2 separate regions of the Mus musculus genome follow, and region 2 is linked to region 1. A link is a loop called in an ENCODE intact Hi-C map of the cell type or tissue named here. Cell type or tissue: heart. All regions are shown on one strand. Links, peaks and the distances in the headings refer to the core of each region. The heading gives the core; the rest is flanking DNA.

Region 1 (5,320 bases), core at 321-5,320:
TATGAGTTAGAGGCCAGCTGCGTCTATATAGCCAGACCAGGCCAAAGTTGTATAGTGAGATCCTATCTTAGACAACAACAACAACAACAACAGCAACAAAACAACCCCCCCCCCAAAAAAAACAAAAATACCCCAGGGAAAGGTATATGTAGATTGTAGTGATTGTGTGTGTGTGTGTGTGTGTGTGTGTGTGTGTATGTTTGCTTCTGCTTTGTACTGTTTAATTATAGCTTCTTTTGTTCTCTTTGTGTGGTTGCTTGGTTGTGCTAATTCCTCTCTTCAGTCTTAAGCATTGCTTCTAGTATTCTCTCTACAATTGTTTTCGTGGACATGAATTTTTAAAAAGCTGTTTGTATCAAAGACAGTTTTTTTTTTTCCTTCTTCCATACTTGCAAATAGTTTTGCTGGGTATAGTAGTCTATGTTGGCAGTCAAGGATTCTTAGAATTAGGATTTCATTGATCCACACTCTTCTGGATTTTAAAGTTCCCATTGAGAATTAAGCTGCTTTTCTGGTGACTTTCTCTTTACATGTGACTTGTGTTTTTTTCTTTCCTCTCTTGTAGTTTTCAATAATCTTTTTTGTGCTGCATATTTAGCATTTTATTTATAATGTGATGTGGGGTTTTTTTTGTAGTCTTTTCAATGTAATGTTCTGTGTGCTTCTTGTATCTGTATGGATGTTTCTATATGGGAAAGTTTTCTTCTATGATCTTTCTAATCTATACATGAAAATTCAAGGAATTACTCTTACCATGGTGTTAGTGTTATACACTTTCTGCATATTCATTTTCTGTACTTGAAATTTTTTCCACCATCTTTGATTGCTTTGTCTAATCTTCAATCTATTCTGTTTGTAAGGCTGTCTCTTGAGTTCTTTAGTCAGGTTATTGAGTTTTTTCCATTGTGTTTACACTTTAGCAGGAATTCTCTTCAATATTGCTATCTCCTTATTTAATCCTGATTTCAAACCCTAAATTGTCTTTGTAATTTCTTTCAGGTATATATTGCTATTTTCTTGAATGTCACTCAGGCATTTATTGTTATCTCAAAGTTCAATGTGGCGCCTGTGTCTTCTTTAATTTTCTTGAATTCTTTGATAAAGTTTATGATTGTTCTTTTAAATGTTGTGTTCTGAGGTTCATCGAAGTAATTCTTAGTAGAAAACATTTCTATAGGACTACTGTGTTCGAAGGGACACATAGCATCTTGGCTGTTTATATTGTGCTTGTAATGTGACTTGTGAGTGTGACCTTCTTTCTTTGGTTGTGTTTGAGGTAAGAATTTGTCCTGTCTTAGACTGGGCCGGTGCAGTGGCTGGGTGACTTAGCTGGCGCATGAATTCTTTGATTGGACTAGAACGAGCAAAGGTGGTATTGGAACCTTGTCCTGCACTAGCCCTGTGGGTGTGGATATGGCGAGACTGGTGGGACAGAGGAGGAGAGATTTATCAGGCAAAGCTGGCTGTTGGCCACAGGTCTGGAGGTAGAAGTGGAGATAGCAGAGAAGAGAGGGAAGAAATGACTTAACCAGCAAAGACAGCTTTGGAACTGAACCCCAACTTATGGAATAGAAGGAAGGACTCTTTTTATTGGATATTTTCTTTATTTGCATTTCAAATATTGTCACCCCCTGCCCCCGAAGCCCCCTATCCCATTCCCCCTCCTCCTGCATCTATGAGGCTGTTCCCCAACCCACCCACTTCTGCCTACTCGCCCTAGCCTACAGGACCAAGGGCCTCCTCTTCTTCCGTTGATGTCCGACAAGGCCATCCTCTGCTACATATGAGGCTGGAGCCATGGGTCCCTTCATATGTACTCCTTGGTTGGTGGTTTAGTCCCTGGGAGCTTGGGGGGGGGGTCGGGTGAAGGAAGAACTCTTTTTTTTTTTTTTTTATATTTATTTATTTATTATATGTAAGTACACTGTAGCTGTCCTCAGACACTCCAGAAGAGGGAGTCAGATCTTGTTATGGATGGTTGTGAGCCACCATGTGGTTGCTGGGATTTGAACTCCTGACCTTCGGAAGAGCAGTCGGGTGCTCTTACCCACTGAGCCATCTCACCAGCCCCCGAAGGAAGAACTCTTAACCACTCAGCCAGAATGAAGTGTCAATATGAACTTTGGAGGGAGCGGGCACAAACAGTTAAGGCCCAATTTCTAGCTATTATCCCAGAGTTCAGTTTTAAATCAGGTGACTTCCTGGTAGGAGGAATGTGTAGATATGGGGTGGGGGTGGGGTTCACCAACAAGGGGAAACTCCCTATTCGCTAAGCATATTTAATGTCATAGTAACATATCAGGAGAGAACTGTCATTTTAAAATCTAATATAATTTATCATGTGTTGCTTTGGTCATGGAATTTTATCACAGCAATAAGCAATGTAAGGCAATACTATTTCTGAGGTATCGATGCCAGTTAAATACAAATGAGTTCATTTTAAATCAGGCTAACTGGGTGTTCCCAGTTGTACATGGGTAGCTAGTGTTAGGGTTCGTAAGTCAGCAGAATCGTGTAGAGGTAGTCTTAGCTTCAAAATTCACAGGCCAAGGACAGGTGGTTGTCATTTTTATGTCCTATGTCTAACCGAATCTTGCGCTTCCATAAGGAGGGTCTTTGGTGTATGAATCAATGATTACAACTGATGTTAGCCTTAAGCTCGGATGTGGTTTTGATGGAAGCCACTGTGTCCCGTACCTGCAGGTTTGTCATAGCGGTTTCTTCCTCATGTCTCTCCCTAGCTTGTAGGGTTGGAGTGCTTTCCGGAGTCACTGGGAGGGCTGCTGTGAGGGAGATAGGTTCTGGGTCCTCTCCACCAAGAGTTGCTTAAGGAGAAAAGTGAGGTGGGGCTGTCCCTGTACTACTAAGAACGAAGAAAAACAATCACGTTAACTTTTTCCCACACTTTCTAGTGAAGCTCCTGCCTCTTGCCTTCTGGACTGTAGATGAGTCCTCACTGTGATCTTTCTGTCCTAGAGTTGGTTGGTTGGGAATTGCAAATCCACCCACTGTCACCTTTGCGCATAGAGGGAAGCTGACTCGGCCCACAGCGCACCCCAGCGGCGGTCTGGAGTCCTTCTAGCCTTGGCCACTTGGCTTCCGGAGGGCTCGCCAGTCAGCGCCGAGGCAGATGCAGAAAGCCGGTTTCCGCGGGACCCCAAGGAGGACGCCCGCCACCTGGGAACCTCGGGGACCTGGAGGGGCGGGGCTGAGCGAGCTCCGGGGCCGGCCCGCGTCTCTGTGGCTTCGCTGAGACACTGCAGGGACGAATAAAGGCAAAAGGGGAGGGTCTCGAACACTGTCCTGCTCCTCTGAGAGAGAGAGGTGGAAATCCGGCACCTCCGAGCCGCAGAGACGCGCGGCAAGCACCATGGAACGAGCGGGCCCCAACTCCGTGCGGTCGCAGCAGCAGCGGGACCCGGACTGGGTGGAAGCGTGGCTGGATGATCACCGGGACTTTACCTTCTCTTACTTTATTAGAAAGGCCACCAGGTAAGAAGAGGAGCCACAAAGGACACAGCCAGGGACATGAAGCGTGACCTGAGGCTGATCTCTCTCCCCCACCATTGAATTTTCCCCTCGATCCAACATTAAACAATCCCCGTTCCCAGGCCCTTTGCTTCGGAAGTAGCTTCTCGGTCCCAGTACGGACTGGAGTCCTCTACTTAAAGGGAGCACAGTTGAGAAGCGAGGCGTCGGATTAGAAAGGACTTGCCCACGAAGTTAAAAACAAAAGCGTACACCCGGCCCTGGAGCAAGATTACTCTCCCGGGCCTTCTCCCCTCCCCTCTACTCTCCCGGTTTCCCTCCCAAACCCGCTTAGCAAAAACCAAAACAAGCCAGAGCCCCTTCCCAGCGGCTCCGGAAGCACCACTGCGGGCGCGTCCCTGTGGTCGTGCTCCTCCCCTGCCCGGCTTGCTCTGACCCTGGAGGGGCGGGGAAGCCGGGGGGGTCTGGACCAGGCCACCGGGAAGCCTGGGTGCCGCAGCTTGCCCGGGTCGCCCCCAGTGAGGACTGTCGCCTTTGGTCCCCCAATAGTCCTCTGGTCATCCCTCTTCTGGCTGCGTCGCCGCAAGGAGGATTTTCGCGGAGCTTTGCGGCGCGCACACAAAGGGCGGGAGGGAGGCGGCCCGGGCGGACTCGGGGACCCGGGGACCCGGAGCACCCCAGAGGCCAGTTCTTCCTGGTCTCGAGCCAAACGCCGGGAGGCCGCTGCGGAGGGCGTGGAGAAGGGAGCCTGTCCTTTAGGATCCGACTGCTGCACGGGCAGTCGGGGCTCGCGCAGACTTGAGAGTGGAGCGGAGGGACGAGAGGGTGGAGCGGAGTGCGTGGCGGGCGGGTCCCCCGAAGCTCGAGGAGTCGCCGTGAAGCCCGCGCGCGCGCTTGCCTCCGGCGCGCCGATCTGGGCTGAACTAACCAGCTCTGCTTTGGAGAAGGGGCTGGAGCCCCGCCACCGGCGCCTTGGGGCAACGGCCGTCGAGCAGCTGGTGCTGGCCGCCCGAGCCGGGAGGGCGACTCTCGCCGGGCGGGGATGGTGGACGAGCCGGTGGGGACTCGCCCGAGCGCGGCCGCCACTCGGCCGGGCGCTGCCCGCCAGGGGGCGACGCAACGCGGGGTCCGCAGCCGGCGACCCGCAGCGAAGAGGCGGCGGGGGCAGTAGGGGAGCCGGTCGGGCACTCACGGAACTCCGTCGGCCCCCAGAGTCTCCCGAGTCCACCATCCGAGGAGTTCGCAAACGAGCGCCCCACCTTTGCTATGTTGCCCTTTGGAGACAAAACGAGGTACTTCCTTCAACATCCCGCTGGCCACTTTGTCTGGGGAAGGGCTGCGGGGGTTAGCGGCTGGCGGGGGCACCCCTCACACCTGCGGGAGATGAAGCCGCCCGATAGACGGGCAGTATGACTTTGTCTCACCTTGCTTTTTCACGGAGATACTACATGGGGGTCAGTTTTCTCTCTTTTCTCACGGAGCCTCTTCTGGACAGTTTTGGCGTTTTGCTTGTGAGTCTAGCCTTTCATGGCTGAGCGCTCTCTCCAGCCCAGATATACTCTAAGTACCCAGCCCTCCTTTCACCTCCCACCCCCATTATTAAGCCTTTCCCCATCAAATTCTGAGCATAGAGGGATCGGATGATAACACAGAAAGTAGAGCGGTTTCTTTTTAAAACATTACAGGAAGTTTGAGCCGAAGCACCAAGACAGACCATCTCGACCTAGAATTATCTTGCTGGGAACCACCAGTTTCCAGGGGTCACTAGTTACTCTTGAGACCTTCTGTCTCCCGTGTCCTTTCACTGTACACTCCCATCCTCTGCTCCCTT
Region 2 (5,372 bases), core at 111-5,110, 220 kb before region 1:
TTTTTTTTTAACACTTATCAAAGAAATCATTTTTATTCTGATCTTGAGATAATTTTTTTAACCTTAAAACTGATGGTAGAAGATCCAGATAAGAAAAGAGAAAATCTAACTCCTATCCCTAATTGTCTCCCCTGGAGGTAGTTGTTATGAGCATTCTCGTGCATATCCCTCCAGACCTCTTCAATCAAAACAGAGATCTTCCTGCTTTCTGTGGCCCACTCGCCTCACTTAATGGTGTGCCCTGGGAATTGGCTCCGGCTGTAAACTCTTTGGCTGCCCCAGCACACACTGTGTATATATATGGCTTTCACATACACACACATCACAATTTATGGGGTACTTAGAGCGTTTCTAGCAGCCTGAGCAACATCCTGTAAGATAACTACCACGTTCAGACCTATAATTCTTTCTACTGGCTCAATTCCAGGAAATGGAATTTCTGCATGAAAATGTATTTTTAAGGCAAAGAGCAGTTTTTAAGTAACCATGGCAGCACACTATTCTGAGCTCGCAGAAGTATAGCGTCACTTGGATGTTAGAATATCCTAGGGGAAAAATGTCATCACTTCTGTCCTTGTTAGCGCGCCAGGAGGGTGAGCTCTCAGGAGGACATCATTCTGGACGCTAACTGGAACCCGATGGCAAGGGAAGCCGGGTGCCAACACTGTCCCTTTGAAGGTTTCAGCCACTCTATAAGCAACAGCATTATCTACATCTTATGGATGATGTAACTGAACCACAAGGCACTTATGTAATTTGTCTAGTCACACAGCTGGGGCAGAATACAAACCTAGGTGGTCAGGCTCCAGCATGATGTACTGGATGGCTGGCAACATCAGCACCATAGTGGCTACCTGTGGGGCTGTCCACTGCATTACAGGCATTGTACTCCTCGTGCTTTGCCTATTTCTCATATGCAAATGGATTATCTTTACAATAACTTTGTGGGGTGAGGAAACCTCAAATGTCTTTGTATTTTTTTTTTCCTAGCCTCCTAGCTTGTCCAGAATCCACCATGCCATCCCTGGGTTCATCCTGCTCTGTAAACGGAAATCTGAGGAGGATGATTAGGGGACCCAGACCCAGATAGCCTCTTCCTCTTCCCTTTGGAAAAAAAAAATCAGACCCAATGAGCATACAACTTCATTTCGTCCGCTGTTTTACATTCTCTAAGTCTGTGTAAATGTCCTCTTCTTGGGACATCTTCCTGGCCACCCTCATTTGAACAATAACCCTTCCAAATAGCCCATCTCCCTTCCAAAGTTTTTCTTTCCTTAGCTTCACAATATTCAGACTCACCATACTTGCAGCCGTCTGTCCCGAGAGTGCTATACCAAATACACACACGCACGCGCGCACACACACACACACACACACACACACACACCACAAAGCCCCCGAGGAAGCACACTTAGTCATTGCTGTGTCTCCTGAGTCTGCAGTAGTGCTGGGCATGTAGAAGATGGTCCATAAATAGTTTGGGTGTTTTGTTTTGCATTTGAGAGGGGGATGACCTCAAATGAATTATGTATTCCAGGCTGACTTCAGACTTACAGTCCTCCTGTCTTAGTTTCCTGAGCACATTGATCACCCGTGTGCAGAGCCATACCCAGCTAGGATACAGTCCTTGAGTGTGTCATTTAACAAACAAACTAAAGACGTGACTAAAAAAAGGGAGTGATAGGAGATGGCCCGGTTGGTAAAATAGTCATCTTGCAAGGACAAGGATATGGGTTCGATCCCCAGAACCCTCATTAAAAACAAAACAAAAACAAAAATCAGGAGAGCCAGGTGTGGTAATACATGGAGTGGAGAGGCAGAGAGAGGCAGATACCTGGGTTGTGGGAGACCGATTGTGCCTAAGGAAAGACTCCTCTGGTCTCTGCACGCATGCGCACACATTCGCACACATTCGCGCACATGCGCACACAGCAGACATAGCAGCACTGCCTTCTGGAAGTTCTTGAGTGAATATGTTTGCCTTTCCTGCTCCTCATTCACCATTTTGACTACAGGTGTCTGAAAACCTTGTGCAGCGGGATGGGGACTTCCTGGTTCGCGACTCCCTGTCGAGCCCCGGAAACTTTGTCCTGACCTGTCAGTGGAAGAACCTCGCTCAGCACTTTAAGATCAACCGGACTGTCCTGCGGCTCAGCGAGGCCTACAGCCGTGTGCAGTACCAATTCGAGATGGAGAGCTTTGACTCCATCCCGGGGCTGGTCCGCTGCTACGTGGGCAACCGGCGGCCCATCTCCCAACAGAGTGGTGCCATCATCTTCCAGCCCATCAATAGGACAGTGCCCCTCTGGTGTCTGGAGGAGCGTTATGGCACCTCCCCGGGCCGAGGCCGGGAGGGCAGCCTGGCTGAGGGAAGGCCAGACGTGGTGAAGAGGCTGAGCCTCACCACAGGCAGCAGCATCCAGGCTCGGGAACACAGCCTGCCCCGAGGAAACCTCCTCAGGTAGGTCTGTGGAGTGCTGGGGCCTCGCTTAGGCGAAGGGGAGGAGAGGGTTTTAGAACACTCACCGTCAGTGGATAGTGGTCACGAGTGTGCATGATTAACCCCCACTTAAAGAGCATCAAAATCAAGTGGTGGAGCTAGATGCGGGATGCGTGTGAGTAATTTCAGTGCTTTGAGGCTAAAATGGGGCGAGTGCCCCAAGTTCAAAGCCATCCTTGACTACAAAATGAGATTCCCCATTTCTAAAACTAAAACAACAACAAAAACAACAACAGGGTCTGAGCAGGGGATATGTGGGGGACACTGCAAAGAAGAGGGGGTTCCAGGGACTTAATGTGAGACGTTCAAGGGCCAGAGGAGCCTGGAGGGTTGATTGGCCAGGCTAAAGTAGAGGGTCTGTGTAAGGGAGGGATGGGGTTAGGAGGAACCCGACCGCACCCCACCAACGCTGATGGTGGAGGCTTTCTGCCCGGCTACAAAAGTTTGGCACAGTGAACAGCAGATCCTGAAGCAGAACTGGGTAGCATTAGGCACAGAGTGGGGAGAGACGGAAGCAGGGGAGCCAGCATAGGCTTCAGCAAGGGCCCAGGCTGGAAGGGGGAGGTGGGGTCGATTTCTGAGGTCTTCAGGGTTAGAGGAAAAAGCCCACCTAGGCAGTATACTAAGGGGAGGGCAGGGACTGTGGACATGCTGTGTGTCAGCATCCAGCAGGGGTCAGTGCTGAGGCTAGGGACTGGCCCTGCGGAAAAGGATTGGCTTGGAGGGAAACAGATGGGGTTTGAAGGACTGGAAGCGTAGAGGGAGGAAACTGGACTCCTGTGCCTCCTGGGCTGAAGTGTTCAGAGAATAGACAGGCAAGGCTGAGAAGGGAGCTCAGTATTTGCATAGGACTTAGCTTCCAGAGACGAGACACCTTTTCAGGGCCAATTGCTGGGGAGGAAAGCTGAGATGTAGCCTGGACCCCTCTATTGCCCTGGCTCCCCCGGCTCCTGGTGTCTCATATAAGTAAGCGTGTCCATTCGCCTCTCTGCTTTCCTGTCTGGGCCAAGAGAAAATATAAACTATAATTTCTTTACTGCAAACGCCTTATGAAATACAGGACTATGTAAGTAACATAAACTGTAGCTGTTGCCTGGTATGTATTAGTCAGCAACTGACTCAGAACCTGTGGCTCCATGCTGGTTCCCATGTGGTTAGCTGTGCAACCCTAGGCAGACACCTTCAACCTCTCTGGGGCTCCCTTCCTTGGTCTGGAAGCATAGACGCTGTTGAGTGAGGGTGCAGGAAGTGGACCGTGTTTACTCTCACAGCAAGCGCTGGTATTCCTGGGAGCTGTTTTTCTCTGCAGGGGAGGCAAAAGTCAGACTTAGGGGCAGGCAGGGAGGCGAGGAAGGGTCTGGGAGATGCTCTTCTGATTGGCCTTTGGAATGTAGAGGCTCTGGGATAGTTTCCCACAGGAAGCGACCAACACACTTCAGGTGGGGGAAGGGCGACCTCACCATGACCAGTGTGGCCTTAATGGGCTAGTCACCCTACCCTGCTGCCCTTCAGTGACTTTCCCACGTCAGCTTTGGCCCACTGCCACCTGCTGCCTGCCTGGCAGCCTGGGGCCCTGGGCAAAGGTGTGTATTTTCAGGCACTCTGCTTCCCACCTATCTAGCCACACTGGACTCCCGGAACAATCTGATGGGTTGATTGTTGATCATGGTGGACACGCCTCTAACGTCCACCAACGTTTCTCCAAAGTCATTTCCTTTAGTAATTTGCTACTTATCTTTGAGTGGTTGCTGGAAGGTTTTGATTGTTTGTTTCCAAACATAGGGAAGATCTTCCGGTTTGTGTGACACTGGGCTATGCTTCCGGAGGACCTGTTTATCACAGCCTGGCTGGTAGAGCGTATCTCTTCCTCTGTCAACAGAATACAGTCTACCGCCGCCTGTAGTTAGACCGATCCCCAGTTAATCAGACCGGACAGAGGGAGTGTGGGAGAAAGTGCCTCCAAGTCACCCTCTACCTTTCCCTGGCTGGTTGTGCGCTGTGCCTCCCAGTTGACTGTACCGGCCACTTTTGCTTCTAACTCAGCAGTTAGAGATCACCTGTGGGTGTTCCCCAAGCCCAGCCAGGAAGATAGGGATGACCGCCACCTCTGACCTGTGCAGCTAATCTGTACATAGAGATAGAAAGTGACCCCCAGCTTCCTCCCAGCTGACATTGAACCATTGTGGAAAAGTCGTGTTAGTTAAATAAGCCATTCCCCCAGGGACTGAGAATCATTTAAAGCTGTTTTTTTTTTTTTTTTTTTTTTTTTAAAGAAGTATACACATTCCAGTTCATCAGATGCCTTCCCACTACTCCCCAGAGGATGGTGACCCATTCAGCACGGTCTTTTCAACAGGATGGAAGGAAGGGCTGAGGAAACAGCCCAGGACTCAGCTGCTCTGGCCCTGGGGACTCTGGCACACCCAGTCAGTTCAGTTGCCCCTCCTCTTCGGCCTTTCCTTTACTGTTAGGGTATGCGCTGCTGCGTTCAAGTTCATTCCCATTCCGGGGAGTTTTCTTTTCTTAACTTTCCCTGAGTGAGTGACGTAGCCTGAAGGAGGGTTTTACTACTTAATAACACGTTTCTGCCTGGTCTCTCTGGCTTCAGGAATAAAGAGAAGAGTGGCAGCCAGCCCGCCTGCCTGGATCACGTGCAGGACAGGAAGGCCTTAACCCTCAAAGCTCACCAGTCGGAGAGTCACCTGCCAATAGGTAGGTGTCGGGGAGTGTCAGGCAAGAAGGTGGTAGTGTGGCCCTGGGGGTCCTCGAACTTTTTCTGCCCCAAACAAGCCACGGGGTGTGAAGATTCCATATCTTGGAGGGGAGGTTGGCAGAACTGTTTGGTTATGGCACGCTAAGCTTAATGCTTTAT

What was found. Peaks named below come from ENCODE experiments on the same cell type or tissue, not always from the same donor. Only the 100,000 strongest peaks of a DNase experiment are listed, where the experiment ranks them.
Region 2: a loop joins it to region 1, with 3.0 times the contacts of the local background. A loop is called at or near these places in 2 of 42 quality-filtered maps.

The regions. Positions count from the first base shown.
Region 1 is chr3:122,725,876-122,731,195 of GRCm38, forward strand. It overlaps Pde5a (phosphodiesterase 5A, cGMP-specific), which reads left to right and starts at 3,283. Exons shown (of 21, transcript NM_153422.2): 1 at 3,283-3,492. The coding sequence starts at 3,371. In heart, for the core only: CTCF peaks have their summits at 3,062 and 4,599 (motif pointing right); DNase peaks (open chromatin) are centred at 3,136, 3,986 and 4,246; H3K4me3 peaks cover 2,678 bases; H3K27ac peaks cover 2,489 bases.
Region 2 is chr3:122,506,111-122,511,482 of GRCm38, forward strand. Bcar3 (breast cancer anti-estrogen resistance 3) reads left to right here. Exons shown (of 12, transcript NM_013867.3): 5 at 2,016-2,461; 6 at 5,109-5,212. Among named protein-coding and RNA genes, the nearest start is that of Gm34349, 29 kb to the left of the region's middle. In heart, for the core only: a CTCF peak has its summit at 3,167 (motif pointing right); DNase peaks (open chromatin) are centred at 3,171, 3,991, 4,541 and 4,921; H3K27ac peaks cover 1,650 bases.